Regions from separate parts of the Mus musculus genome. Here region 2 is linked to region 1. Evidence: chromatin loops called from intact Hi-C (ENCODE). Cell type or tissue: left cerebral cortex. All regions are shown on one strand. Links, peaks and the distances in the headings refer to the core of each region. The heading gives the core; the rest is flanking DNA.

Region 1 (8,328 bases), core at 77-8,076:
ATTTTTATTAAGACTCAACCATAACAGTACCTGTTGGGCTGGGCGCCTAGAGCTGTGAAAGGAGACGGTATGGGAATGTCCAAACAGGATTCAGAACAGCTATTCTACTACAAAACTCTAGAGGTGGTTTCTGTACCACTGAGTCATCCTTCACTCAGAGTGAAAAATAAGAGAAGGGAGAAAAGAAAAAAGAGAGGCCTTGGTGTATATATATATATATATATATATATATATATATATATATATATACACACACACACACACACACACATATACACACACACACATGTGTGGCAAGGGACAGCCAATCGTATACTTTTCTCTTATCAACCCTACAAACATGAAAGTGGAGAACAGAGAAGGACAAGATTGCTATGATGAAGAGGTCACAGGCCACATTCTCCACCCACAAGTAGATGCCGAATTGTTTCATATAAGCAGGCAATGCACCCACCTTCAGAGTAGGTCCTTTTAATACCACTGAAGCCAGAGATGTCTGCAATGACCACAGCTCCCTTCTCAGCAACATTTAAATACTAGGTAGCATGCAGAATAGGGGGAAATGTGATATAGAGTGGAATTTGTGATAAATGTTTCCTAGTCTCATAACTAGAGAGTAGCAAATGGATCTGGACCAAGAAATATGACCCAGCAAGGCTGACCGTATTCTCCATCCTCTTCACCTAGCATGTTTTCTAGGCTGGATATTTTGTATCTCTGTCACATTAAATTTAACTCTGTAGGAAGATATGGTAAGACTTCTTTCCAATGTAATACACATGAATGACGGTATACATGTGCACATATATATGCGTGTTTTAAGAACAAGGCCTTGCTGCCACATGTGGTTGTGCATGCTTGTAATCTGAGTAGTCAGGAGGTAGAGGCAGGAGGATCACTGCAAGTTTGAGAACAGCTTGTTTTAAGTAGTGAGTTCTTGTCTCAAAAGATAATCAATCAAACATGTAAACAAAATGAGCCCTTTTCTCTAGGGTTTACACACTCAATCCCAAGTGAGAGTTCAAGTCAAGAAATCACACTCTGTCATGCACACAATCTAAAACAAAGAAACAAACAAATTCTTTTTAATACACAATGAAACAAACTCCATGGCATTTGGTTGTTGGGAGGAGCAGGGCACTCTCCTGAGAAACTGGACTTCTCAAAAGGTGGAGACAGTATCTCTTACATACATCTGCAAATGCTGATAGTCTAGCTGCTTGCCTATTTCACAAAATGTTGCCAAATGACACGAAAATAAAAGTCCTGTGTAAAAGGAAAGCACTCCATGCCTGGATCCTCATTAGGCACTCCCAGTCAAACGAAGAGCAAAGCCAAAGTTGACCAGGGATAACAGGCATGCATCTCAGCCTTCTCCAAGACTCTCCAAGAATACCCAAGCCAGCTACAGAGATAACCTGGCTGAAGCCCCCCACTTTGGAAGCTCTGTATCACATTCAGAAATCTTAGTTTCCACTTCTAGCCTGAAGTAACAAAAAACAAAGGTCACACTGACCATGCGTTTATGAGAAATGAGAGCAAGCTGTAGGAAATTAAATTTTATGAGAGGGGCCCGGGCCTGGAGAGTTGGCTCTGTGGTTAAAAGCACTTCTTGTTGTTTCAAAGGGCCCAAACTCTATTCACATCACCCACATGGAGGCTCATCACCTCCTAGGGCACCAGGCACACATGAGATGCACAGATGTACACTCAGGCAAAACACACATAAAGTAATAAAAGTAAACCTAGATATTTTAAAAGAGTGGGGTCCAAGCTGAGGCCCGAGGGAGGGACTTCAGTTTAATACTTTTGAGGGAAAGAGCACCATCCATACATACTAGCAGCACGCCAAGTTGAGAGTTCTTTTCTAAATCCAGTTCTCTGGAGAGTAGAACATTGTGGGGAAAATATGTGTAGGATCAGAGTTGTTTTTACATACTGAACAAAATGGAGCTGATCTTTTTAAAGGTGCCCGAAATTTAAAGCCCCATAGTGTTAAAAAATAAATAAATAAAACCAGATAAAGTAGAAAAATGGTGTCCACTGGGTTTTCTTCACTTTCCTAATATACTCCCAACTCACCTAACTGCCCCTTCAGGCAACTTAACAAAGTTTTCTTTGCATGTCAAAACTTATGCTAGGTGAGTAGTAAAGAACGAGCTATTGCCGGGCGTGGTGGCGCACACCTTTAATCCCAGCACTCGGGAGGCAGAGGTAGGAGGATTTCTGAGTTCGAGGCCAGCCTGGTCTACAGAGTGAGTTCCAGGACAGCCAGGGCTACACAGAGAAACCCTGTCTCAAAAAAGCAAAAAAACAAAACAAACAAACAAACAAACAAAAAAAAAAACCAAAAAACAATGAGCTATCACACAACTCTAGAAGGATATGAGGCTGGGGTTAAAATTTTCACATAGTTTTCTTTCTTGTTTTACAGATAGGTAATTGAGGTACAGAGCAAGTTGGGAATCACAGGTTTTGTAACTCCTAGCTGCTGTCATTGAGATAATCAGTTTGGGGGTTGTGTTCAGATTTGGCCTGAGGTCTCTTAGATTTAGAGTAAGTTTCACTCACCAATACCAGTAGGCAAGAGGAAGAGGAGTTGTTTATAATGAGCACTTGAAGGCACTGGACAGTGAGACAATGATCCAGGTGCACCCAGTTATCAGCTCCAACAAGCATTTTCTTGTTTGGTTTTCTAGTGCCCCAGCTTCTCATCTTCATTCTTTCTAGCATGAACCAGGGTCACAGATTGGGACCTACCCACTTTGGTTGGAGAAGATGCAGAGGAATGATTTGAAGGATGCCTAGCCATTGGCCCTGTGGCCTAAAGCACCAACATGATCTTGCTCTGCTGGACAGCAGGCAAAAGCCTTTGGTCAACGTTGGGATTGACAGATGTTTACTCAAAAGATACTTCAATCTCAAAGTTAACAATTTACTAGTAAACCCAATGAGATACTGAAGCAAGTAGCTAAAAACACTATGATGAGAAGAAAGACAGGTGGCTTGCTTCTGCCCTTAGTCACTTTTAAGCATAGTAGATTATTCTTGCATATGCAGAGAAAGTTGTTTGTTTGTTTGTTTGTTTTCTCCACCAGGGTAGATCACCAACCTAAGCCATCTTATACCAGTAGTGAACCTTCCTTACTATTGTCCACTTTTTTTAGTAGTGAGAGCCCTAGTCTTGCCTCCCTCAGGAATTTCCAAGGACTGTACATCTCAACTCCCCAATAAAAGGACCTCTCATCATGTATGGCTCAGTGGTAAACTGGAAATGAAGAAGCAAGGTAATGGGCTTACTCTGAAGCACTTTAAAACAGACTTTAGTTTGGATCCAGTGTTAACAACTCTGGCTAAATCTGCCTCATCTGCTCAACTTAAACCTCAACCTTACCTCTACTTAGGGTTTGAAGAGTGAGCTAGGGCTAGCAACCTATCCAGTCTTGCTCCTATTTCCCATTGTAAGGGTCATCTGTTGTCCCAAGAAACCATACTTGGTATTTATATCCCACAAAATGGTCTGGCTGCCTCCTGTCCTATCTGATGCCTTTTCTGGGCTGGAGAGATGCTTAATTTCCTGTGACTTCTACAAAAGTCTAAGCTTTCTTCTTTCCTGTTCTCCCCACCCCGCCCCTGCCTACCCCCAGCCTAGACCTCAGTTATTTGTTTCACTCTCAAAAACCCTTTGCCATCAGTCCTCCCAGACCTAGCTCCTAGGGAGACTTGGCTTCCCTTAAATGGGCTGAAGAAATGACACAAACTATATACCTGGAAACGTACCAGAACCTCAAAGCCACAGGATTCACAAAGATTGTATATTACCTGTTCTAGGACAGCCCAAACTCTACTTTCTCCCTATCTGTTCCTTGACCTGTGCCAGAGAGCCCTGTTTGGAATTGTCTTGTAGACATCGAAATTACCTTTCTCTGGGACTTTCACTACTTCAGAACCTTAGACCAAATAAGCTATTACATATACCTTCATGGCTAGACAGTGTTAGGTCTAACAACAACAATAACAACAACAACAACAACAACAACAACAACACTTGGGTTTCAGAGTTCCTCCAAATACAAATTAATAAATTGTCAGGAATGAATGCCATGTAAGACATCATATTAATAGAAATAAACAATGTACCAACTTCCTTAAGTGTCCTCCCAGACTCGTTATTGGGCAAATGCTGGCTCATAAAGACAGTAGCAAAATACTAAGTTTTTCCCTGTTTCATATTCCAGGGCTGTGACATAGGTGGCCACAAAACTCTGAATAGACTGAAGAAATTGAATGCAGGCAAAGATGTTTGGAAATATCAAGATCTAAATTGTGACTTGGGCAAAGCATGGTGGCACAAATGCTTATAATCCTAGCACTGGAGAATTTGAAGCAGGAGGACAATCACAAGCAGAAAGCTATTGTGGGCTACTCAGCAAGTTCTAGGTCACCCAAGGCTACATGGCAAGAGCCTGCCCGATAGTCAATAAACAGTACCTTCAGAAATCCGAGGGTCTCAAGAAAGGTAATTCTGAGGATGAAATGTTTCTGTAAAATATTTGCAAGAATGTAGTAGGGTGTTACTGGCTTCCAAAATAAAAACAGAGGCATTCTGCAAAGGCTCACTATCAAAAACAACGTCAGTGAAACCATGATATACCACAACAAGGACCCACGCCAAAGTATTCTCAGACCCTTGGGACATACCAAATTCCTTTCTGTCTCTTCCTGACCAATACTCTCCAGAGTTTAAGCCGGTAACTCCAGCCCCTCAGTGGACCTAGTCTGTGTTGGCATACACACTAGCTAGCCACACCTCTGCAAAGACCACAGCACTACCGCCCCCTCCAGCTGCACTGTGAGGTACTGACCGGAAAGTCCCTGCCAGCCCTCCCCCTGAGTCTCCTATGATCACCTACTTTGAAGTCTGCTCCCCAGCAGTGAACCTCTTCCTGGTAAAATAGTGGTTTTTCCAAGTTTTATTGCACGCTCCTAAGGCCCCAGCGCTAGGCCTGATCACATCACATAAATACAGGGGCCTAAATTCAGCTCAGCCTCGACTACTTCCCTTTAAATTTTCGCCTAAACTTTGCCACTGACCCTGAAGGCCACTGGCCTGCCTTAAACCACAAGGCAACTCTCAGCAGGTGCTCCCCCAACCCCCAAGTAACCAAGGCAACATCCTGAGGGCCTAGCCTGGCTGCTTTCCCAAGAGCCCCTAATCTGCATCAAAGCAGGAAAAAGGTGGTCCCAAGGAGTATAGAAGCAGCCTTCCACCCAGAAGTTGTCCCATGGGGTCCAGGGACCCCTCCACTACAGGACCGTGTAGTCTAGGTTGTTATGAAGTGCCATTTACAGCCGCTGAGTACACTCGAGATTTTCTCAAGTGGGCCCTGTATACTGCAGTGGTGCCAATGGGTCACAAGGACTGAGGCACAAGAGTCCCAAAGCCCCTTCTGCCAGACAGCCCAGCAAAGCTGCAAACAACACACCTCCTTGATTGAGGGAGGGCATGTCTAAAAGTAATCCACAGTGGGCATCCCAGAATTCAAGGTTTCGATTTCATTTGATCGTCCAAAAGGACCCTCTTTTGGTGGTTAGCAAGAGAGGACCCCCAGAACTCCAAGGGAACACTATGTTTTACACTTTTTTCCCAAGTAGGGAACTTGAGTAGATGGTGTGCACACTTCCAGCTATCCTAACAGCTCAGGGAGGGAGCCAGATTTTCATGAAAGGATATCTCAAGCTCCCGGCTAAGTCCAGAAACCTCTCAACAGAACAGCTGAGGGATTTCTGCAGAGCGAACAGCCTGAGTTTCCGGAGGTCACTGGAGGGTCTCCGTGCTAGGGAGTCTGCACACAACCACGTGCCTGTAAGGTGAGGGCTATGTCTCCAACCCTGCCAAGTCTTAGGGATGCCCGAGTCAGTCCCAAGCCAAAGCTGGAATGATGGGTCAACATTTTAACTTCAGGGAGAAAGAAGCCCCCATCCGATAACAGAGGTGTGGGGCCCTAGAAACCGCGCAGCTGAGGTGCGGACTGAGGTGCGGACTGAGTTGCAGGACCCATTCTGTATCCAGTCTTCCTGCCTCCTTTGAGGCTGGCTTCCAGTGCACATTGAGCCGCTTGCTCCCCGGGAACGGCAGGCGATCGAACGGCCTGACTGGGCCGTACCCACAGCAGGCAGAGACGCGCGCACCCCCCCTCCCCACTACACTCCTCCCTTTCTCTCCGGCGACACACACGCCTGCCATGTGTTGACTCTGAGCGAAGAGTCATCAGGATTCCTGAAAGTGGGTTTTGACAGAAAACCGCTCTGATCCCCAAAAGGAGCAGGGGCTGCTGCGGGGACCCGTTGTTCGGTGTTTATCTCTGAGCCCTTTCAACCTTCCTACTGTCCTGTCTACATGACTTCGCTTCCCGCTCCCGCCCCCAAATCCTCCAAATATTTTCCCCAGCACACACGGGCAAAGTACTTTAAACAATCTAAAAGGTGAGTCTGGATTTGTCCCAGGGCAAAAAGTTCATTGCTCGCCTGTAAGCAATGAATGCTCCAGTTTTCACCTCCCGGGACCACTTCAGCCTAGGTCTCCATTGCTCAGGCTGCCTATAGCCCTGCAACCCATGCCCTAGCAAGAAGGAGTGAGAAAGGCGATTCGAAAGGGCGCTTTAGACCAACAGGTATGGGGATGACGGTGGGGGCGGACGCCCTTGTCCACAATGCCAGGTGGGGCACGTGGGCCACTCACCTGCTTGGAACTCCACTTGGCGATTTTTCTCTTTTTCCTCCTCTAGTAGCATGGAGTAGAGGATACCAACAGAGTTATGGATGCCGAAGATGGAGCCGTTGCACCAGGTGGCTGCAAACACCACTATCCAGCCGAAGCCACCTTCGGGAGGCTGAAAGCCACGCGCGGTGCCTCGGGTTTCCACAGTGGGCGTGGGCTCGGGTTCTTGCACTGGCTCAGCCTCAAAGCCCAGCTCCGGCAGGGGTGCAGGATCGGGTAGGGGCTGGGGCTCGGGCTCAGGCTGAGGCTCGGGCGGGGGCACTGGCACCGGCTCGGGGTCAGGCTCCGGTTCGGGCTCCGGCTCTGGCTCCGGCTCGGGCACAGGACTACACACCGGCTCCTGATATTCCTGGTTTGCCTCCTGACAGGGCCCCTCAGCTTCCTCGCTCGCCGGGCTTGGCAGCGCCATCGCGGCTAGGGGACTGACTGTGGCTTGCCGGAGGAGCTGTTGTCTGGCTGGTACTTGTTTCTGCTGCTACTGCTCCTGCCGCTCCGAGCACTGCCGCCGCGGCTGCCTGAGACCCTGCCTCCTCCTCCTCCCAGCGCCCGAGCTGGCCAGCCTGTCCCGCGACAGACGGTCCCCTCAAGCCCTCTCCTTCTCCTCCCCCGTCCAACCCCCCTCCTCGTCTCCCCACGTCATCTCTCTCTCCTCCCCCTCCTCCTCCCTCCCACCTCTTCCTCAACAGGCAGCCGCTACAACCTCGCTCTTCTCCCCAGCCCTTCCTCCTCTTACTCGCCTACCTACTCTAGCCTTGCTGCCGCCCCAAACTCCCTTTTCAAATTACTGACTCCTATTCTTGTTCAGATGGCTTGGAAGACGAATTAAATTAGCAAACGGAGCAGAAACTACCCTTTTACCCTACCTTCTCCTCCCCGCAGGTCCCAGAACCCACAGATCAACCTCTAGCCTCGAAGGAAGACCCTGCCTGCTCCTTGAGTCCACTCCCTCTTGCTTTCAAGCAACTTGCAGCTAGATTGGTCCTGGGAACCCCAAGACTAGAGCTGGTCCGTGACAGACCCCACCCTGTTCTCGGGAGTCCCTGTGTTCCCACTTGGACTGGAGACCGGTGACCTAGAGAGTGCAGCCTGGGACAGAGGGTGGGCACAATCTTCTCAAGCCTGGAACTTAGACACCCACAGACCCACGCACCCCTCAGAGTCTCCCCCTACCCCCTACCCCCTACCCCCTACCCCCGCGCTTCCCGGCAAATCCCTGGCGGGACTGAGGGGAGGAGGCGCAGCGGGGCCCGCCCCTCCGGGCAGTCAATCAGGGCTTTGTTTGCGCCAACCTGGAGCCCAGAGGAGCCACAGAGGGCCGGGTCTAGACTTGGCCAGGGCAGACTCTGGGCCAGGGGCCGGGCCAGGAAAGGAGGGAGGCACGAAAGCACCAGAGGGTGCCCGGCCCATGCCCCGGCGGGACGCAGAACACAGTTCAGGTTATTCTTGCTTCTCTGTTCCAGAGAGCAAGAAATGGGGTCCATCCTTTCGTCTCAGCTCCAAACTCTGTCTCTGTAGCTCCTTCCATGGGTGCCTTGCTCCCAATTCCA
Region 2 (8,328 bases), core at 117-8,116, 74 kb before region 1:
ACATGGCTTACTGGAAGCCATGTGTCACAGGGCTTAATGAAAACAGAGCCTGCAAGACAAGCTTTCTGTAATACACTTGGGTAAAGGGCCCACGGAGGGGCAAAACAGATGCTGGGCCTGAGCACTTGTATTTTAATTGCTAAGACCAAGGGCACCTAAATCAAAGATACAGGTTTGAGGAAGAAAAAATTCTGGGCCTAAGTATCAAACCATTCATTGAACTTCTGCCATGTATCCAGGCTCCTAACTCCATATTTCATATCACTAAAGGTGGTGAGGTGGTGGTGGTAGTGGTGGTGGTGGCATTGAGGTCACAAGCAACTTCTAGGTTGGGAGTACAGTTGTTAGTGAGGCAGTTGACTACCATATAGAAAGCCCTAGAGTGTACCCAGCAGCACAGAGAGAAGAGGAGGGGAGGGGAGGAAAAAGAAGGGAAGGGAAATGAAGGGAAGGGAAGAGAAGAGAGGATGGGAGGGGAGGGTATAGGAGGGAGAGGAGAGAAGAGAGGAAGAAAAAAGGAGGGAGAGGAGGAGGATCGAAGATATTTTACTTCTGCTTTAAAAAAGCCACAGAAGCCTCGAGAGTAATCTTAGAGGGCAAAACCTGCTCCTTGAAAAAGTGCAGACCCAAAGATGGGAATAGTCTTGTCCCCAAGACCCAGAAGCAGCCCAGTTCCTGTAGCAGTCTTTGAAGACCACTCACATCTTTGGCTTCTCTTGTCTGAATTGAATAGGGAACACTGACTGCTCCCCAAGGTTAATTTCCTGACAGTTCAGAACTGACGTGACAAGCGACAGACACATCCTGGATGGGGTCCACAGCACGGTGTTGTCTCAGTGGCCTGAGACAGGCTCTGCCGGGTTCTCACTGCCTGGTGCCTTCCTTCAGCCTGGGAGGAGCTGAGTTTGCATGCTTTTCACTAGCTGGGCAGCAAGTTCCAAGAAGACCCACCAAGGGCCTCTTGCTCACTGTGCACTTCCCAGCAACACAGTCCCTGATGAATAAATGAAGCTGCCAGAGTCAGGCTACAGTTCCAGCTTTGGCATCTGGTATTAGTATCTGATATGTTTATGACCTGTTTCTTGCTCTCCCTCCCTCCCCTGCCGTGTGTGTGTGTGTGTGTGTGTGTGTGTGTGTGTGTGTGTGTGTGTGCGTGCGTGCGCGCGCATTCTCTCTCTCTCTCTCTCTCTCTCTCTCTCTCTCTCTCTTTCTCGGCTCCTGAGGTGGGTTTCAAATGTTGTGGATTTTGAGACAGCTTCTCACATATCCTAGGCTGCCACAAACTTGTTATGTGTTTGAGGATGACCTTGAATTCTACCCCCCTGCCTTCCCCCTCCCAGGCGAATGGCAAGTGGCCAGCCTGTCCCATGATGACTCACCAACATGCTTCCTGGAGGCTGTTGTCTCCTCAAGCATGGGCTCAAGAGCAGGGAGTCTTCGAGCTGGGGAAATGTCTGTTTCCAGTGCAGGCATTTTGGGGACAATCGGTATCCTTATCAAGACACAGGACTTGGTCAGAGGAAACAAAGCTCAGAGACAGTTAGGGAGCAAGCAGGAAGAGCCTCCCTGACAGAAGGTGATTAAAACCTAGGCACGGTTTATGCACCAGGGAGTGTGTATGGCTCTCCAGCTGAGATTGTAGAAACCTCAAAGCTCATGGGGCCCTAGAGAGTTGCTGGCCTCTTCGCTGTAAAAATAAGGAAACAGACCCTGGGAGGGGAAGCGATCCATGCAGGGACTGAAAGAAGAATACTGTCTGAGCAGAGACCAGGACCTGTTGCTTGGCCTCTTCAGCTACAACAGGTCCCTGTTCTCCAAGATGAGGGAGCCTCTCACCTCCAGGACAGAGCCCTGAATCTACAGTGTCTTCCCAAATGGGGAATGACTTGCTGTAGCTCTCAGAGGAAGCCAGAGGCATTTTTCCAAGATACCGACGTCTAGTAGCTGTTGCATGGAGTCTCCTGGCCTTTTCTGAGTGTCTGATGGTTGATCTTGCATAAAGACTAGGATTTCTCCTCAAATACTGGCTTATACTTGCAGTTCATCTCTCGCCCAAGGAAGACCTTCACTCAGGCAAACAGGCAGATGGTTTACCACGTGGGAAACACCTTCCTAATGTCTCTGGTAGCTCACTGAAGAGGGGACACAGTCACTCAGGAATCAGGTTCCCAAAGTCATCACATTCCGGGGAGCTACTCAAGGACAAACGCCTGGGAGGAGAGAGGTGAGAGGAAAAGGAACTATGCTGGCCTATGACATCTGCTAGGGAAGACCCAGAGAGGCCTAGGGGTGATTGGGGTGGAGGCCCTCTTTGTCCTCTTTCCAAGGGCTTCCTTTAAGGCTGACATAAGTTAATCCAACTCTAGGGTTCTGTCACCTCTTCACCTCACTGCTCTGACTCTCAGCGCCATCTTGGAACTGAGGACCCTGCATGGCCTTAAGTAGCATAAGGCAGAGCTCCCGCAGGTCTCCGGAGGAGCCTGAGGACCAGCGGTTCCTGTCACTCAGTCAACTCTGGAGAACACACTTATGGAAGAGTGTGTGCACTGTGGAATTTTTCCATGGGTGACTACCCTGTGCTGGAACCCTATCAGAGAGCATGAGGAAGGCACTTCTTTCTCTTTTTCTTCACCCATCTCTCTGCCTCTCTTTTTGGAGGGTCTCTCTTCTGTATAGCCATGGCTCTTCTAGAGACTCCCCTTTTAGAACATGTTGGCTTTGATCTCACAGAAGTCTACCTGCCTCTGCCTCCCAAGTGGTGGAATCAAAGGTGTTTGCCACCAAGCCTACCTGTGCAACCTTTTCTTGGTGTTGCTTGGGCAAGGATGTAGAATCTTCTAGTGTTGCCCACTGAAAAAAGCACACTAGTACATTTCACGACACCAATGAGCCATCAGGCATTTGACACTCAGGATCGGATGATGTGTTAGGATAGCACTCATCCTAGGTCTTATCATGACAGCAAGGCTGAGTGACAAGAGTTCTTGTCCTTCTGGATTGCATCCTGAAATTCCTAGGGATCCAGTGCTGAGATGAATGTCTGGGAGCTGACCATCTCTAAGGCTGGGCGATGTGTACAGGAACCCTTACATTTTTGTGATTAGGTTTGCTGTTTTCTGTGACAGCCGGTTTTACTGTGGGATACAGAAAGTTGTCAAGGAAGGTGTGTACCCAAGTGTGGTTACCTGGCCTCCTTGGGAAGGCATTTGGTGTGGTGAATAACCCCCACAGAGGTGACAGGAACCCTCTGTGTGTCACTCCCTGTGCACTAGCAGCACTGTGGGTGTGCAGGCAGCAGCTTGTGCCTGGAGACGGCTAGCATGCCCCTTCTCTTCAGCCCCCTCATTCTGGCGGCAGCCATGCTACCCCTCAGTCTGTGGAGGCAGGTTTGTGTGCTGGGCAGTGGACGAGAGAGGCCAAAGCCTGTTCCTTGGGAGGAATGGAGGGAGAGGAGGAAGAAACTCGCTCAGAGGCAGGCATGAGCCTCTGAGTTGAACCTGGGGGAAGAGATGGCTGAGTCTCCTGATGTAAGTTCCTGCGCCTTCTTTTCTGTAGTTACTATCAGGGCCCTTTCCACTCCTCAGGGAGCCATCAGCTGCTGTTTCTGTCAAGATGTGGGACCTCTGGGAAAATATCCATTATCATGACAGAGTCAAATTCTGGAAAGGCCTTTCCTGGTGCTCCTGAACTCTTAACTATTTCAAAGATTCTGGGAAAGTTGGCCAAGTAGTAATTCTCCCTAGGTGATCCCCTGGGCTGTGACCATCTCATAAGGCAGGAGGCCCCTTCACGTGTGGGCAATCATTTCTTTTATTGTTTAAGAAAGAAAGCACAAATCCTCATGGGCTGTCTGCTGGCCTAGCAGTCTCAAGGAGGCTAACTATCTCAGGGATCCTATGTTGTGGCACTGACCCAGGCTTAGCTGTGTGAACCTAGGCTGCTCCAGAAAACCAGCTGGCCTATCTGTAGTAGTGATTTTTCTCCTGAAGTTCCTGTCTCAACTTTTTATTCTTGATGCTCTCACCTAGGGTTACAGGGTCAAGTCCCACCTGCAACGTCACAATGGAAGAACCACCACACAGTTACTGACTTCTGTCTCTCTCCGAGAAAGTTTTTCACAGCTAGGCCCAATCTGTTGTCATCATGATTTGCTTCTTACTGTCTTGGGCAATTTGATTCACAGGCCCTCCTGGTTGGCACTCTCATGGTGAGTGAGGTCATTCAGCCTTTTAAGATTCAGCAAGTGAGAGAGGAAGGATATAATGGCTTGAAAACAAAACCACCGGAGAAGGAGCAGTCGATAACTGAGCAAGAGCAGGGCCCAGACAGCCCCCTCTTTCTGCAGCATCCTTGTGGCTCCTGGTTGCTAGGAGCAGGCGCTTTTGTTGCTAAGCAACGGGAGCCTGGTGGATTAAAATCAATTTCCTGAGCTCACTGAAAGGGGGAGGGAGAGAAGATGGAATGCAGATGCCTTGGGGAAGATCTTTGCTGCCTAGAAGCCCTACTGAAAGATGAGGAAGGTGACTGTGCACCACCAGTACAGAGGCCTAGAAAGATGCTGGCAATTAAGGTGCAGATTAGAGCACTAATGAATGCTAGTGCTGCTCCTCTGGGAATTGGTAGTAAGTCCGCCACTCCCTCAGGTCTTTATGATCTGATTGGTCCATCATGGACTGGGCACAGATTTCCTTACAAAGAAGAAATTGGAGCTATTTAAGGTCTATGTGTTCTCAAGAGTCCTGGACTCTTGAGTCCAGGTGAATAGCAGCAACCATTGGCATATAATTCCCTGTCATTTGCTTAGATAATAACCCCAGTGAAAGGGGCTGGAGAGAAGGCTTGGTAGTTCAGAGCACTTGTTGCTCTTGCAGAGAACCTGGCTTTGGTTCCCAGTATCCGAGTCATGGATCTCAACCATTTTAGGGCATTCTGAACCCTCTTCTGATCTCTGCAGGTACCAGGCATGCACATGGCACAAGAACACACATTTAGGCAAAACACATAAAACAAACAAACAAACAAACAAAGCCCAATGAAACAAGCAAACAAAAACCCCAACCTTACAAAAAATCTCAGTGAGGACAGGATGTTCCTTTGTGACCCCTCCACATAGGCAACACTTTTTCTTCTGGCCCCTGTCATTGTCCCCGTGGCTACTTCCTGTGTGGTTTAAGAGAGTGATTCCAATCCATCTCTCTGTAGAGGTGTATAGCCCTCTCGTCTGTAAATTCCATACTCTATCTTAGTTATTTTTCTAGAGGGCAGACTGCAGTTAGAGAATATGAGGAGGTGTTCTCCAGTGTTGTATTTTAATTCCCCACTTCCTACTTTGTCTTTAGTCTTACAGGATGAGCCAGCAGTATAAACCCAAATGGCAGGATTCAGCATTCAATTACTACCTCTATTTCTAGGTTTTTCCTATTGTCCTCCTTAGGGGAGGACCGCTTGCCCTACGCTGGAGGTGTGGAACATAGAGAGAAAACATGTGTATGGATGAACTTCACAAATTTACAATTGGGGTTTCTGTTGCAGAATTAGACAGGTGAAAAGCTTGAGAAGCCTACAGAATCAAATCCATCTGCTGAAGTATACTCTAAAATTCAACTACTTGAGGAGCCTGGAAGTGTAGCTCAGTTAGTGGAGGGCTTTTCTAGCATGTACAAGGTCCTGGATTTGACTTCCTTACTTGATAAACTAAGCATGATGATGCATACTTGTAATTTCAGCACTGGAGAGGTAGAGGTAGGATGAGAAGAAATTTAAGGTCATCTTTATCTACATAGTGAGTTTGACCCTGTCTCAGAAAAAGGAATCACTGAAGATCTCTGGAAACTATTTCAATTGCCTACAGCAAGACTGTAGTAAATCTTTGTAAGAATTACAATAGTCTGTTGTGCCCTCATCTGCTCCCATCCATTAATACGCACTAGAGTAATTTTGAAAGAGGAACCTCAAGTGAGAAAATGCCCCTGCTGCATTGGCCTGTGGGCAAGTCTGTGATGCAATTTCTTGACTGATGATTGATGACTGACAAGGGAGGGTCCAGCTCACTGTGGGGGTGTTGTCCTAAGAAGTCAGGCTGAGCAAGCCAGTAAGCAGCATTCCTCCATCAGCTCCTGCCTCCAGGTTTCTGCCTTGAGTTCTTACTCTGACTTCCCTCAGTGATGGACTGTGATGTGAAACTGTAAGGTGAAACACACCCTTTCTTCCCCAATTTGCATTTTGTCATCATTGTAACCACAGCAATTGACACCCCAGCTATGATACATCCTTAATCCCCTGTTCAGTATCCATGGTGTTTTATTCTGGAGTTGGATGGGGTCAGTAAGCAACATGGTGTTTCTTCATCTTGTATCTCTTGCTACAGGGTGGCAGTTTGACCCAGAAGGGATAGACTGCTGGAATTTATCATCCCCATAAGCTTTTTCTCTCTGGGGATGGGACATGATGGGCTAGGAAGTTCTCTTTCCTCTAAGCTCATATTAGTAAGGGCAGGGCTCTCTACTGGGCAGACTGACAGGCCAGTAGGTAACATTGTGTTCAGATCATCTCTACTCCACATCATCCATAGGGAGAGGGTTCGATGCCAAGAGAGAAATGTGAAGGAAAATGGCGGCTTTCTATTCTTGTGCAGCAGTTTGCTCACAGAACAAGTGTCACTCGGCTTCCCCTGCTTTTGGATCTAATGTACGAGAGCAGAGGTTCTGTCCACAAGGAAATACCAGCTTTAAAACTAGACAATTCCTGAGTTGTGGATACAGCTTGGTGGTACAGCATTTGCCTAACATCTTCAAGGCTCTGGGACTGACCTCTAGTGCCATTGGTAAGGAAAACAAAACAAAACAAAACAAAACAAAACACCCCCAGAAAGCCTTAATGGTTATCTAAAAGAAAAATGGCGAAATTTACTGCTTAAGGGGTTTATCAGAACCAGCCCTCATTGTTGAATAATTAAGAGGACTGGGAGTACTATGACTCTAGCAGCAATTACAGAATGCTTAGACAAGATATGAGTTTAATAAAAAGAACCAGAGCAAAAGCTAAGAAAAATCTTCTTATGGTCTGAATAAGCCTCAGAGACAGTTGAAACCCTGCCCTTGTAATGGCCCTGACTTTAATTGGATGAGATTGTAGAATAATTTATACTCTAGGGCATTGTTAAAAATGCAATGGTGGAATTATGAAGCAATTAGTGCAGGCTAATAGTGTGAGATATCACTAGAGATAGATTATACAGGAGCTAAAAAGGAATCACAGGAAAAGAGGCAGAACTGTGCTAAGATCCCAGTAATGTTCGGTGGCAGAGGTGCATGCGTGGCTGAGACTGAGACCTCTGAAGGGCTAGGTGAAGGCTGTACAATGAAGGGAAGTGGACGTTTCTGTACTCTTGTAGTAAAGTCAATAATAATATCAGTAGTTGCAACAATATGATATTTGAAATATCCAGTTTTCAAAACATTTTTGAGACATGCAAAGAAACAGGAAACTGGCAGATAAACAGGAAAAAAGCAAGCAACAAGTCTCGAGGGGGCAGATTGTCAACACAGAAGACAAAGCAGCTGCTGTAAAGAAAGCTATGCCTAAAGAGCCACAGGGTGTATGATGACAAATAGACCACTAATAAAGAAAAATAGAGAAATAGACCACTACCAAATAGACCACTAATAAAGAAAAATAAAGAAATGCGAAGTATAAAAACAACCAATAAGAAATTTATACTAAATACTACAATAGCTGAAACAAAAAAGAGTGCATTTGAGGCAGCAGGAGAAAACTCAGCAAACCGTCAGCCAGGAAAGTGGGCAGAGCTCAGAGCAATGTGGGGCACTGTGAGCAGACATGTACATCCAATGGAATTCTGGAAAGAAGAGGGAGATGGAGAGGAGAAAATAAATAGTAAAGATGCCTCAAAATTTAAAGACAGACAGTAATCTACATAGCTAAAAAGTTGTATACATGAGAAGTTGAGTGGACACCGGAAGGGTCATGGTAGAAATACCACAAAGTGATGAGAGCCAATGGATAAATAAATAAATAAATAAATAACATCTGAGACAAAAAAGCAAAAGGAAATGATTCATCATGATTAAGAAGTAATAGAGGCTAAAGGTGGTGGGATGACCTATGCAAAGAAAACTGTCAGCACCTAATCTTATATATGGAATGTCCCTAGTAAGCAAATACATAGAGACACAACGTAGATTACCAGTCACTGTGGCCTGGGGAAGTAGATAGTGGTAAGCATTCTGTCGCATTACAAACATATTAAAAACGTTCAATCACATACTTTAGTAAATGAATTACTTGGTCTGGAAATTTTATAGGCAT

What was found. Hi-C counts contacts between places; a loop is a spot of excess contacts. Peaks named below come from ENCODE experiments on the same cell type or tissue, not always from the same donor. Only the 100,000 strongest peaks of a DNase experiment are listed, where the experiment ranks them.
Region 2: it touches region 1 in a loop (4-fold over the local background); 3 of 42 quality-filtered maps call a loop at or near these places.

The regions. Positions count from the first base shown.
Region 1 is chrX:103,814,613-103,822,940 of GRCm38, forward strand. It overlaps Slc16a2 (solute carrier family 16 (monocarboxylic acid transporters), member 2), which reads right to left and starts at 7,376. Exons shown (of 6, transcript NM_009197.2): 1 at 6,743-7,376. The coding sequence starts at 7,190. In left cerebral cortex, for the core only: a CTCF peak has its summit at 4,829; DNase peaks (open chromatin) are centred at 4,923, 5,759, 6,200, 6,959 and 2 more places; H3K4me3 peaks cover 3,398 bases; H3K27ac peaks cover 1,407 bases.
Region 2 is chrX:103,740,422-103,748,749 of GRCm38, forward strand. The region is part of intron 1 of Slc16a2 (solute carrier family 16 (monocarboxylic acid transporters), member 2); the gene reads right to left. Among named protein-coding and RNA genes, the nearest start is that of Gm53059, 50 kb to the left of the region's middle. In left cerebral cortex, for the core only: a CTCF peak has its summit at 4,351; DNase peaks (open chromatin) are centred at 1,393, 4,380 and 5,386; H3K27ac peaks cover 1,445 bases.